Linked DNA regions of Mus musculus: region 2 is linked to region 1. The links are chromatin contacts, found by Hi-C or POLR2A ChIA-PET in ENCODE. All regions are on one chromosome and are shown on one strand. Each heading gives the region's core, a stretch centred on a gene start or an enhancer-like site at or near the end of the contact. The rest is flanking DNA. Distances are from core to core; before and after follow the strand shown.

Evidence for each region. Hi-C counts contacts between places; a loop is a spot of excess contacts on that map. ChIA-PET counts read pairs that join two places held with the same protein, here RNA polymerase II (POLR2A).
Region 2: a map of left cerebral cortex shows a loop between it and region 1 (2.8-fold over the local background). The contact joins the promoter of Psat1 here to the promoter of Tle4 in region 1. A Hi-C loop is called at or near these places in 1 of 37 maps with a recorded cell type or tissue (left cerebral cortex). POLR2A ChIA-PET finds 5 or more read pairs at or near these places in 1 of 5 experiments (embryonic stem cell).

What each region holds. Positions count from the first base shown.
Region 1 is chr19:14,595,672-14,601,140 of GRCm38, forward strand. Tle4 (transducin-like enhancer of split 4) reads right to left here and starts at 2,512. Exons shown (of 20, transcript NM_011600.3): 1 at 1,697-2,512; 2 at 1,086-1,183. The coding sequence starts at 1,741.
Region 2 is chr19:15,923,791-15,929,076 of GRCm38, forward strand. It overlaps Psat1 (phosphoserine aminotransferase 1), which reads right to left and starts at 1,269. Exons shown (of 9, transcript NM_177420.2): 1 at 1,074-1,269. The coding sequence starts at 1,133.

The DNA of each region.
Region 1 (5,469 bases), core at 1,262-3,761:
CAACTAAGTACAGTGTAGAACTTAACGCGTATCCTTCCAACTCCAAATCCACGTCGTTTCCTCTAAATCATCACCTCCTATTGTCAAATCAATGGTATCAAACAGCACTTTACTAGTGAAAGGGAGGAGAGAGGAAGGAGTGACAAGAACCAGCCAGGACTTGCCTCTTTGATAAGGTTAAACTGTGGGGGTTGGGAAAGAGGGGTTTATGTCTTAAAGAAATAAACCCTCTACCCAATTGAATTCTGAGACTTCACCCAGAATTGACTATTCTTCACTAAATTCACTTACTAAAACAAGGAAATAAACATCGCTAATAATTATATATATATATATATATAAGCAAAGTTAGGTCCATGAAAATGCCACAGGGAAGGTTCTATCATTAATATTCTATGAGGTTAATGAAAATCAGAATCAACACGGTCTCCTGACAAATTGTTTTTCCCCCTCCAAAAAATACAGACAAGTTGAATAGCATGTGGGGGTGGGAGGTGTTGATCTGGTCCAGCAGCTTGTTTGGGCTCTTGCAATAAGAATTCTGCATCATTAAGGACCCGGTGAAACAAACATGTTTCAAAAGCACTCCAAGTCTAAGAGCGTTGAACACAAAAGCATTGGGGGGGGGGGGTGTCCTGTTTTTATTATTATTATTTGTTTTTTTTTTAATAAAAGTAATGAAATGGCTCACTGCTTAACTCCCTGGCTCTTAAATTATGCCATGATGGTAGAAGGAAGAAATGCAGCCCAGAGTAATAAAGAAGCAAGAAGTCAAAGGGCCCCAGAATCTTCCCAACCTTCCAGCCTCCTGACCCAATAAATCAATATCGAAAGTTTGGCCTCAGCGTTTTCCAAGTCTCCCCAGTTTCGATTGTTCTGCTTCCTTTTCTGTTTACCGGAGAAGAAAATGCTTAATTTCTTTACACCTGCCTAAAGGAAAAAGAGGCCCTGACTTGCCTTTTCTGCCCACAGGGGGGAAATGGTAATACCTTTGTGGGGGGGTGGGGGAGGAGGGGGGTAGTGTTGGAAGGGGGTAAGACAAGAGCTAAGCAAACAGAAGGATCAGCTAAAGTCAATATCGTTACCTGTGGTATTGAGCCTGTAAAAACTGAAACTCTTCCTTAATCCGATCACAGGATTCTGAAATTGTAAATTTGAAGGGTTGAGCAGGCTGATGCGGTGCCTAAAGAACAACAATAAAATATTTAATTAGCCCACATCGCAGGTGGGGGGTGGACAGCCCGCGGTCCGAGACGTGGGGGGGTTGGTCGCGCCGCTCCCGCCTCTCGCTCGCCTGCTGGGGTCCCGGTGCCTCCGGGCGGCCTCCCTCGGCTCAGCTTCTCAGCCTGGCTTCCGCCTCCCCCCGTCACCCCCCAAACCCCCGAGCCCCCGGCCCGGCTCTCCCATCCCTCCCTACCCGGAATCGAAAGTGGCCCGTCGGAGGCAGCCGCGCCATGGCGTCGAGCGGCCGTCAGCTAGCAGAGCGAGTCCGGCCTGTGGCCGCCGGCGCCCTCCACCCCGCAGACTCGCGCCGCCCGGCTCGCCCCCCTCGGGAGAGCCGCGCGGGCGGAGAGCGGCGGCGCGCTGCTTCCCGGGGCTTCAGAGACAACAATAAGAAAATGGCTACAAGTCGGTCGCCTCCCGCACCCTCGGAGCGGCCGGCCGCGGACAGGGCTGCGGGCGCGGCGCCACTCACCGGGTGGCGCGTCTGCGGGTACATCTTGCTCAGGTCGCGAATCATCCACGCCGCTTTAGTTGGCTGCGCCAGGCAGAGGCGCGCGGCTCATCCGCTTCGAGGGCCCCGCGGCGGCGTCCCGGGCCTGCGGGTCTCGCGTGACGCGGGCGGCAGGCAGGCGCGGCGGCTGGGCGCGGGCGGCCGGCTCCGCATTCCCCGCGGGCGTCACTGAGGGCGGCGGGCACCGTCCGTCCTGCGCCCGCCGAGCCCCGCGCCCGCCGAGCGCCGCCCGCCTGCTCGCGCCCCACTCCAAACTTTTTTTATTTGTCTTTTAATTGGCTGCTATTCCTCGGAATGAATGGTCGCTTCTTCCCTGAGAGCGAGCGCAAACTCCTTTGGTTCGGAAGAGGTCTCGCGGCGCTTGGGGGTTCTCTGGAGATTTTTTTTCACTTCACAGCAACGATCTTTTAAAAGGCACCTTTTAGCTTCTTTTACCACATTTCATTTCCTTTTCTTCCTTCCTGTTTTTTTAGCCCCAAATTGAAGGGGATTATAAAAATAAAAGAGCGAAACGCTTGCGGCTTTTTAAAATTCTCTTTCAAACTCTGCGAACACCACCTCAAAATAATACACGAGTGTGTAAGAGGGGGAAGAAGGCAGCCAACAGCCGAACGCCCGCTCGGAACAGCTCTAACAACGCGCTCTGTGTAGGTGACTTCTTTGACCAAATTTAGCAGCAGCTAATCATTAACATTCTGATACATATTCACGACCATCCGCGGAGGGCCCAAGGAGCATCCCGGGAGATGTAGTCCTCGCGCGGCTACTGTGGCCAAGGATGCCTCCAGATTGACTACAGTCTCCGGCTAGCCCCGCGCGCTCTCCGCGGCGCTCTCCAGGAGCCCCGCCCTCCCGCGGCGCGAGGGCGCCGCATCAACCAATCGGAGATGGCTGAACATTAATCGCGGTTCTGTGTTACTGCCCATCATTTCACCGCTGACAAATGGCAAGCCAGGAGGGCGGGGCCGGGCAGGCTAGGCCCACGTGGGGACAGGGCGTGGCGTGGAGCTCCGACCAATAACTGCAAAGAATTGGTGCTGGCGGAGGCGGGGCGCAGCGGCCCGCCCGGGGCGGAGCCTCGCCCTGGCCGCTGTTCCCTAGTGCGAGCGTTCGAACCGCGGAAACATTTGTTCAGCTGTCAATCAAAGTAACGTGGGGTGGCGAGCCGCGGCGGCTGCTGTCGCTGCTGCACTGGCTGCATCTTTAGAAGCAGGTTTCGGCGGCGATGGCGGTGAGACTGCAGGCCGGTCCGAAGACGCCCTCCGAGGCTCATCTCCCGTTCGACGCGGAGCCCAGGCCTGGCGACCGCGCGGGGGTGCGCACTAATTAGGGCCCGATGTCTCCGTAAAGAGACAAGCTCGGCCTTGTGCAACGCGCCGAAACCCCTGTTGAGACAAGAGAGGGAGGATCGCGCTGATCCCACTCCGTGCGGTTCACATCCATTTTACGCGCTGCTGGAGCCGGCATAATTTTCCGCGTGAGCGCGGACGCCGTCGGCCCGGTTTAGAGCCGCAGCCGGGAGGCGTGCACTGGGCCGGTCCCAGAGCTTCCCGGCCGGCAGACTCTTGACATTCCCTTTCTTTAGAGGCACCAGTCAACTTACTCCGGGGTTGAAAGAGGGTCCGAGTGTGGACCGTCGGGCCTTGGGCTTGTGATGGCCTACGGAAGAGGGTCAGAACCCGGGAGTGGCAGCCCGCCCGAGGCAGTTTTGAGACTTGGCGGGTGTTGGGAGCCTTAAGGCTGAGCTAAGGAACCTCTGACCCCTGGGCAATCAAAAGAATTCGGAAAAAGTCAAGCAGGATTGTAGCCAAGGCTGCTGTGTTTGGGACATTCATTTCTGAGTCCCACCTTAACTCGAAGTGCAGGCTAATACGGTGCTGTTGGTTCAACAAATGTGGGAAAAACGTTTTTCCTAATGATAGCGCTTTCCACGACAGAGGAACCGGTAGCTTAATGCCCAATTCAAGGCGTTCTGTGGGCCTCACTAGTACTGGCCACTGAGGACACCGAGGCAAAGAAAGACTGCAGTAGTCTTGCTAAAAATCCAGAACTGAGGCTCATACAATGCCTCCGTTCTGTAAATTTAATTTCCAAAATAAGAGGATGGAGGACTTGCCTCTGTCTCATACCCAATTATTAAAATGCGGCCAATCCAGAATAAAGGGGATTCACATAAAGAGGATTTTGAACACGTGAGGGTTTTTTTTTTTAAGCTCAACAATAATTGCATATTAGGACTGCATTTTTAAAGCTATCAGTTAAGCAAAATGGCTTTATTTTGCCTGTTTGAAAAAAACTTGCTTCTTAGAAATTTTGAAAAATTTTATACATTTATTTAGTGTGGGGGGGGCGGGGGGATTTGAGTCTGTGCGTGTGTGTGTGTTTGTGTGTTCACAAGCCCTGGAGATCAAGTGACAAGTGCATGTACCTGTTGAGCTATCTTGCTGGCTCCAAGTTATTTCCTGAAGCTCGCAGATGTACAGCAGTGTTCTGAATCGTTCTCAGAAGGCTTGAGTGATAACCGTGTCTGCACTAGGACATTGAGTCTCAGAACAAGAACAGCGCCGTTTTTCTGAGGTTGCTTATTTGCTTTCCCTGGAACTTTTTTTGTGTCTCTGTGGGAAGGAAGTTCCATGTTCTTTCACTATTTCAGGCAAAATGGCAGTAGGTTCCATGGGAACTGGGCCTTGGTTAATCAGGGCTATGCTCCAGTGCCATGGATGGGGCCTGGCATGTACCTGGTGCTCGCTCAGTAAATGCTTGTTGATGGCTTTGGCAAATCCAAGCCTTGTGTTCTCAGTATAGAACGCTGCTGTGTCATTAGGATCCATGCAGTCATTTCCCGGGACAGGAAACAAGAAGTTTAGTGCTCGAGCCTGAGGGCTATTGAAAGGGTCAGGGTGGAAATATCAGTTTAGAGGAAAAGACCTTTCTCTTAACCTCTCTCACCAGCTTTATATCAAGAGAAAGTAGCTGGAGAAAACAGGGCGTTTCTGACTTTTTTAAATGTAATTTTAAACTTCAGCCTGTGTATATGTGTCACATTTTAACCTTGTGACAGAGCTACATAATTTGTTACATGTATCTGAAAGATGTCAGATGGGCCAACATACTCAGCCCTGCTCCAAAGCACTAAATGTTGATCTTGTCCTACTCTGCCCCACCCTTGCTTCTCAACACTTAACTGCTGAGCCAATCTGGAAAATGGGTTAGGGGCTTATTCTGTTCCACCACAAACTGGGTGACTCCAGAGTTTTCGTATGAGATGACTTTGGTGGCACTAATGGTTTATAAAAAGCCAGGCCTAGCCGGGTTCAGTCTCAAAAGTGACAGATGCCTTCCCAAGGACACCTTTTTCTAAGATCAAAGGTTATAAATCACTATTTTACCACATTCCAACTGAGCATATAGTAAGTGCCAAAATAAGAGAATTTACCCACAAGCATGGATATTCCTGATTTATTACCCCTCGCTCTTTCTCCTTGTGTGCTCAGGAAAGCTGAATCTGGGCCCTTTAAATATTTTCCAGCTGAGAGAAAAGGTTCATCAATAGAGAGCCCTGGAGAGATTCCAAGACAAAGAAGGTTGCCTCCTAGTCCAGTGTGTGTGCAGGGTCATTCCCCAAAGGACAAGGAGCAGGAGGAGGCAGCAACCAGCAGCTTCCTTCAGTCCACAGTCCAGAGTTAGGTGGCTTTGGAGCAAGTGTCCCTTCCCTCCCCCCCCCCCCCAAACAG
Region 2 (5,286 bases), core at 19-2,518, 1.3 Mb after region 1:
AGTGAAATAAACCCTTCCTTCCACTAGTTGCTTTTGGCCACAGTGTTTCATCACAGCAATAGTAACCCTAAGTAAGACACTGCTCTCTTGGGAGGTGGAGGCAGGAATAGTTCAAAACCAGCGTGCGGTACAAAGTAAATTCTAGGCTAGCCTGTACTGAGAGACACTGCCTTACCTAACCTGGCAAAAACAAAACAAAACAAACAAACAAACAAACAAACAAAAAACCCAGAGCTTTCCAAAACAGAGAGGGATGGGGGTGGGGGAGATCTCCCAGAAGGTCCCACAGTTCTACCAAAGACCGTCATGTAAGATGAACTGCAATGGCTGCAGAAAAAGCCCTGTTCTCAGCTTGTGTCGCTGTCCCTACAAAAGAAAGGCGTCTTTCCCTCTCTCACACTATCCTGTTTCTACCCCAACAGAGACCGTGGTGTCCCGGGGAGATCGCCAGGGTTCAACAAAAGATAATTGTACAATTCTTGGCCATGCCTGCGAGCTGTGGCAAGCGGTTACCAGATAGCAGCTTGGACAGCTGGTCCATGGGCTCCCGGCCACGAGAGGCATCTCATTCCGCACAGCTGGGGTGCGGGAGGAACCCGTGCAGGATGGGACGGGATGACACACCGATCAAGTGAATGGAACTTGGCCAAACAGACCAAAGCCTTTCAGAGTCTGAGGAGACAGGCAGGTTTCCAGGAGAAAGGCTTAAGGGCTGGGTGGGTTCGGTGGAGGCGAAGAGGGAGAAGCCGGCAGCTTTCAATTTCCGAGTTCTGAGGACTATGCTCCCAGCGCCCGGAGCTTAGCCTGCGCTCCCCGGAAGGAAACGTGCCGCCCCGACCGCCCATTCATTCACACTCCTACGCTCGCCTGTGCACGCGGGAGCCGCAGAGGCCACGCCACCAGGAGGCCGGCTGGAAGTGAACGCCCGCGTCTGTGCACAGGAGCGCATTTCGGCCTCAGCAACTATCTCTCCACGGCGGCATCCCTGCTCACCGCTGTCTGTATCTCAACACCCGCATCCCGACGCCCCACATCCCGATGCCCGCACTCCGACCAAACCCCAGCCACCTTACCGAGTGTGGCAGCTTGGCAGGCCCGGGCCCAAAGTTAACCACTTGCTTGGTGGCTTCCATGGTGCTAAGGCGACAGCAGGGGAAGTGGCAGGAGCAGAGACCACGCGAACAGCCCGCGTCTCCGGATGCAAAGGCAGAGCGGGCTTCAGCCTGCTGAGTCGGCGCTCCATTGGTTCGCTGTCTCAGGCCGCTCACTGATTGGCTCTCGCTCAGAAGCTCCCCTCCCTATTGGCCACGCTCACTATCGGAGTCTACGATCAATCAACTCCTCCTGGAGTTTAGAATTTCAATCGGCTTTAGCGGTCAACGCAAGAGAGCAGGGGATTGCACCAGCCACCCGCGTGGCGAGGTGCCTTCTGCCTTCGCGCACCTCTGGGCGCAGAGTCCCCTGCCCTGGCCTCTGAACAACTTCGAGGTGGCGCGCAAACCCATTGCTCCTGGCCCACCTCCAGCTGAGCTGGGCTATGCTGCATTTGTCCCAGAGCCAGTCCCCACTGTTCACCGGACTTTCCTAAGACCCTCACAGACACTCCGACGTAGAGACAGGACACTCAAAGAAGGAGGTGCAGCGTGTAGAAATGGTTGAAGAGTGCGGTCATAGGATTGTGACCTGGTGCACCTGATAATCCCAGCAGGGTAAATCAGGAGGATAGCTACGTGGAGGCCAGCCACACTACGTGGAGGGTCCCTGTCTCAAAAATCACATACGAAGCCTTTGTATTTGCACTTGCGCTCTAGCTCACTGCCCCACGGGTGGCTACGAACTTTGGGGGCAGCCCCACCCCACCCCTACCGCCACCCCCACCCTCATCGCGGACAGCCTCTTTCAAGTCGCTGAGTCTCTGTTCTCTCATTATCTCTTTCATGAACTGAGGAGCAGGAACCTGAATGTTGGCTCTTGTGCAGGAGGTCCTCAAGTTGTGAGGAGGTATTAACGGGAGCACAATATAGTCAGGGCCGGAGGAATGTGGCCCTGAGCCGAGCTGGGCACAGTGCCACATCTGTTCAAACTTTTCCACACAAGTTCCCTTTTCAAAGGAGTTGTGCTGGAGGCTCGCTTGAGATTCTGGAACAAGAAGGCCCCTTCTATGCTAGGGTAGTTCTTTTGAAGTCCAGAACATTTTAAAAGCATTTTTCCCTCTACTTTGCAGTTTCACCCAGATTCCTTTACTATGAAAACATTTTCCCAAGTTCTTTTGTACAATGGATGGCAGGAATAGGCACCGTGCCTACTGAGCGTTAATGCTGATCTCCGCATCTGTGGCCTCAGTTTGACAGGCGTGCAATTCAGCCTTTGAGCATTTGGGCTCTTGTTTGTTTCCCATAACCTGTAGAAGGGGTGTGGCTGTGAACAGAAACACTGCTTTGAGTCTGGGAGTAGTAGAGCAAAATTGTTAGAAAAGGCCGAATAAAGCCAGGTCCACGGCCTTCTTCAGCACCTTAGTTTAAAAACTTACATAGCTGGAGATAGGCGGTGTCTTACTGGGGAGGTAGAAGTAGAGGTAAGCCTTAAGTTCAAGGCCAGCCTGATCTACAGAGCAAATTCCAGGACAGCCAGGACTATACAAAGGAACTTGGTAAACTTTATTCACCTGATTTAACTGTTGTCTGGAGCTTAACTTAGGCCTAGTCCTGGAAGCTTCTGGCCTCTGTATAATCTAATCTAGACCCATAAAATTTTCAGCCTCTGAGATTTACTGCTCAATACGCTCACATTTTCTGGCTCTTTCCAAATTCTTGTTGGCTGGTTCAACTCCGCTGTTCTGGCTCAAAACTCCTCTTCAAGCCAGGTGATTCTATCTTGTTTCTTTCTCAAGCTCTCCTGAAATTCTCTGCTTGGCCTCATACTAACTTGGCAACCTACTCTAATCTCCTGGCTCCTCGTTCCCTGGCTTGTTCTGTCTTTACCTGTATCTAGCTTGTTTTCTCTTCAACCTGTCACTGTACAACTGTCCCAATAAGACTGCCTCCTTTCTCTCTCCCTCCCAGTCCCTCTCCTCTCCTCTCCTCTCCTCTCCTCTCCTCTCCTCTCCTCTCCTCTCCTCTCCTCTCCTCTCCTCTCCTCTCCTCTCCTCTCTGCTCTCTTTAGTAGCTTTCTTTCCTCTCCTTGTAAGAGTTGAACATATGGAGCCGGGCGTGGTGGCGCACGCCTTTAATCCCAGCACTCGGGAGGCAGAGGCAGGCGGATTTCTGAGTTCAAGGCCAGCCTGGTCCACAAAGTGAGCTCCAGGACAGCCAGAGCTATAAAGAGAAACCCTGTCTCGAAAAACCAAAAAAAAAAAAAAAAAAAAAAAAAAAAAGAGTTGAACATATTCTCCTCTGTCAAATCTTTCTCTGATTCATCACTTTGTCTGCCACTCAGCACTTTCAAACATGGCTGCTTCCTTCTATAAACCAGCTTTTAGTTTTAATTTTACTTTACTTTTTGGTTTGCTAACTTTTAGTTTTAACTTTACTCCCTTCCTTGTTTTGGGATTAAAAGTGTATACTAAGGGATGAACCACACCACACTGGAAACAAGTTATTTCAGTAAATAATACAAACTCCGGGGTTCACAGTGAGATCCAATATCCTGCAACAACTTGGTCTTTAAAAACAAGAAAAGAAGGGCTGGAGAGATGGCTCAGTGGTTAAGAGCACTGACTGCTCTTCCAAGGTCCTGAGTTCAATTCCCAGCAATCACATGGTAGCTCACAACCATCTGTGCTGGGATCTGATGTCCTCTTCTGATGTGTCTGAAGAGAGTGACAGTTTACTCACATACATAAAACAAATAAATCTTAAACAACAATAAAAACAAGAAAAGAAAAGAATTTTGAAAAGAGGAAAAGAAAATTGCATAAATGAACAGTTTCATTCCCAGGCCTTAAACCAGATAAATAGATTCAACAATACCCACTGTTTTATGTAATATAGTGGTTTTAAACAATCAGAGAGAGAGAGTGTGTGTGAGTTAATCTACTAGAACAGTGTTTGCTTTCTCTGAGCTCTAAACCCAAGTCCAGTCCCAGAGAGTGAATGGGGATGAGGCAGGATAGAAGGACAGGGAAGAAAATCAAGTTTCCCACACTGCATGCGGTTTGCTTAATGAGGATCAAGAAACTGAATATAGAGCTGGAGAGCCGAGTCAGTGGTTAAGAGAACTGGAGAACTGTCTGCTCTTCCAAAGACCCGAATTTAATTCCCAGGACCCACTACATGGCAGTTCAGAACCATCTCTAATTCCAGTCCCAGGAGACTTGACACCCACCTCTGACTTCAGGGCAAACAAAACACCCATATGCATAAAATAAAAATAATAAAAGTTGTAAAAATAATCCATCACAGCTGACAAGGCCAAAATTGTCAACAGAGATGATGTGTGTTTTCCCAAACACTTCCCAAATAAGGATATTAAAAACAACCAGCTAGGGTTAAAAATATAGTTCAATGATAGAACTCTTGCTTGGTATTCATGAAGCCCTGGGTCCAGTTCTCAGCACCAGCTTGCTTAGAGGCAGCTTGCTTGTCAGTAGGGCCAGAAAGATAACTCAGTGGGTAAAGGTGCTTGCCACCAAGCCTGATGACCTGACCCATGTCTCATATGCACCTCCCTGCAAAATTAAGTACATAAATGTGTAAAAACAGCATGTCTGTGAGTTCTCATCCCTAAATCTCAGCAACCATAAACCTCATAAAACCACCTTACAGTTCCATTATCAAAGGAAATTCTTTAAGAGAAGTAACTAAACTAGCCCGTTCATTTCTTTAATTTTTACCAAAAGTTCTAAGCTTTGCTGAACCTTTAAACTACTGGAATTTACAGCCTGTGAACAACGTAGTTTAAAGCCATGGAATCCTACATTCAGCCACTGCAAAGACAGCTGTGTGACTATCTATTTGGAAGCCCACATCCCTGTCTTCAGTGGACGTTATCCTTCTCAAATGGTCTCTCTGTCTAGATATTTAATAAACTCACTAACTGCTTCGCTCTGACTTGTCCTGAAATTGTTTTCTGCGGCAGAGTCAATGATCTGGCTTTATCTGAGCAGAGGTCACTAAGGAGAAGGGATTCTTCAGGCTACTGGCACAGTGCTGGGCTCTTCTCCCTACCCACTGACAGGAGAAAATGACTACACATTCATTCTGCCCTCTGTCCCAGGAAACCTGGCTCTTATCTCTACTGTCCAGTTTTATATGCTATTCTCAATTTCCTACTAGTCTTGGGTTCTGT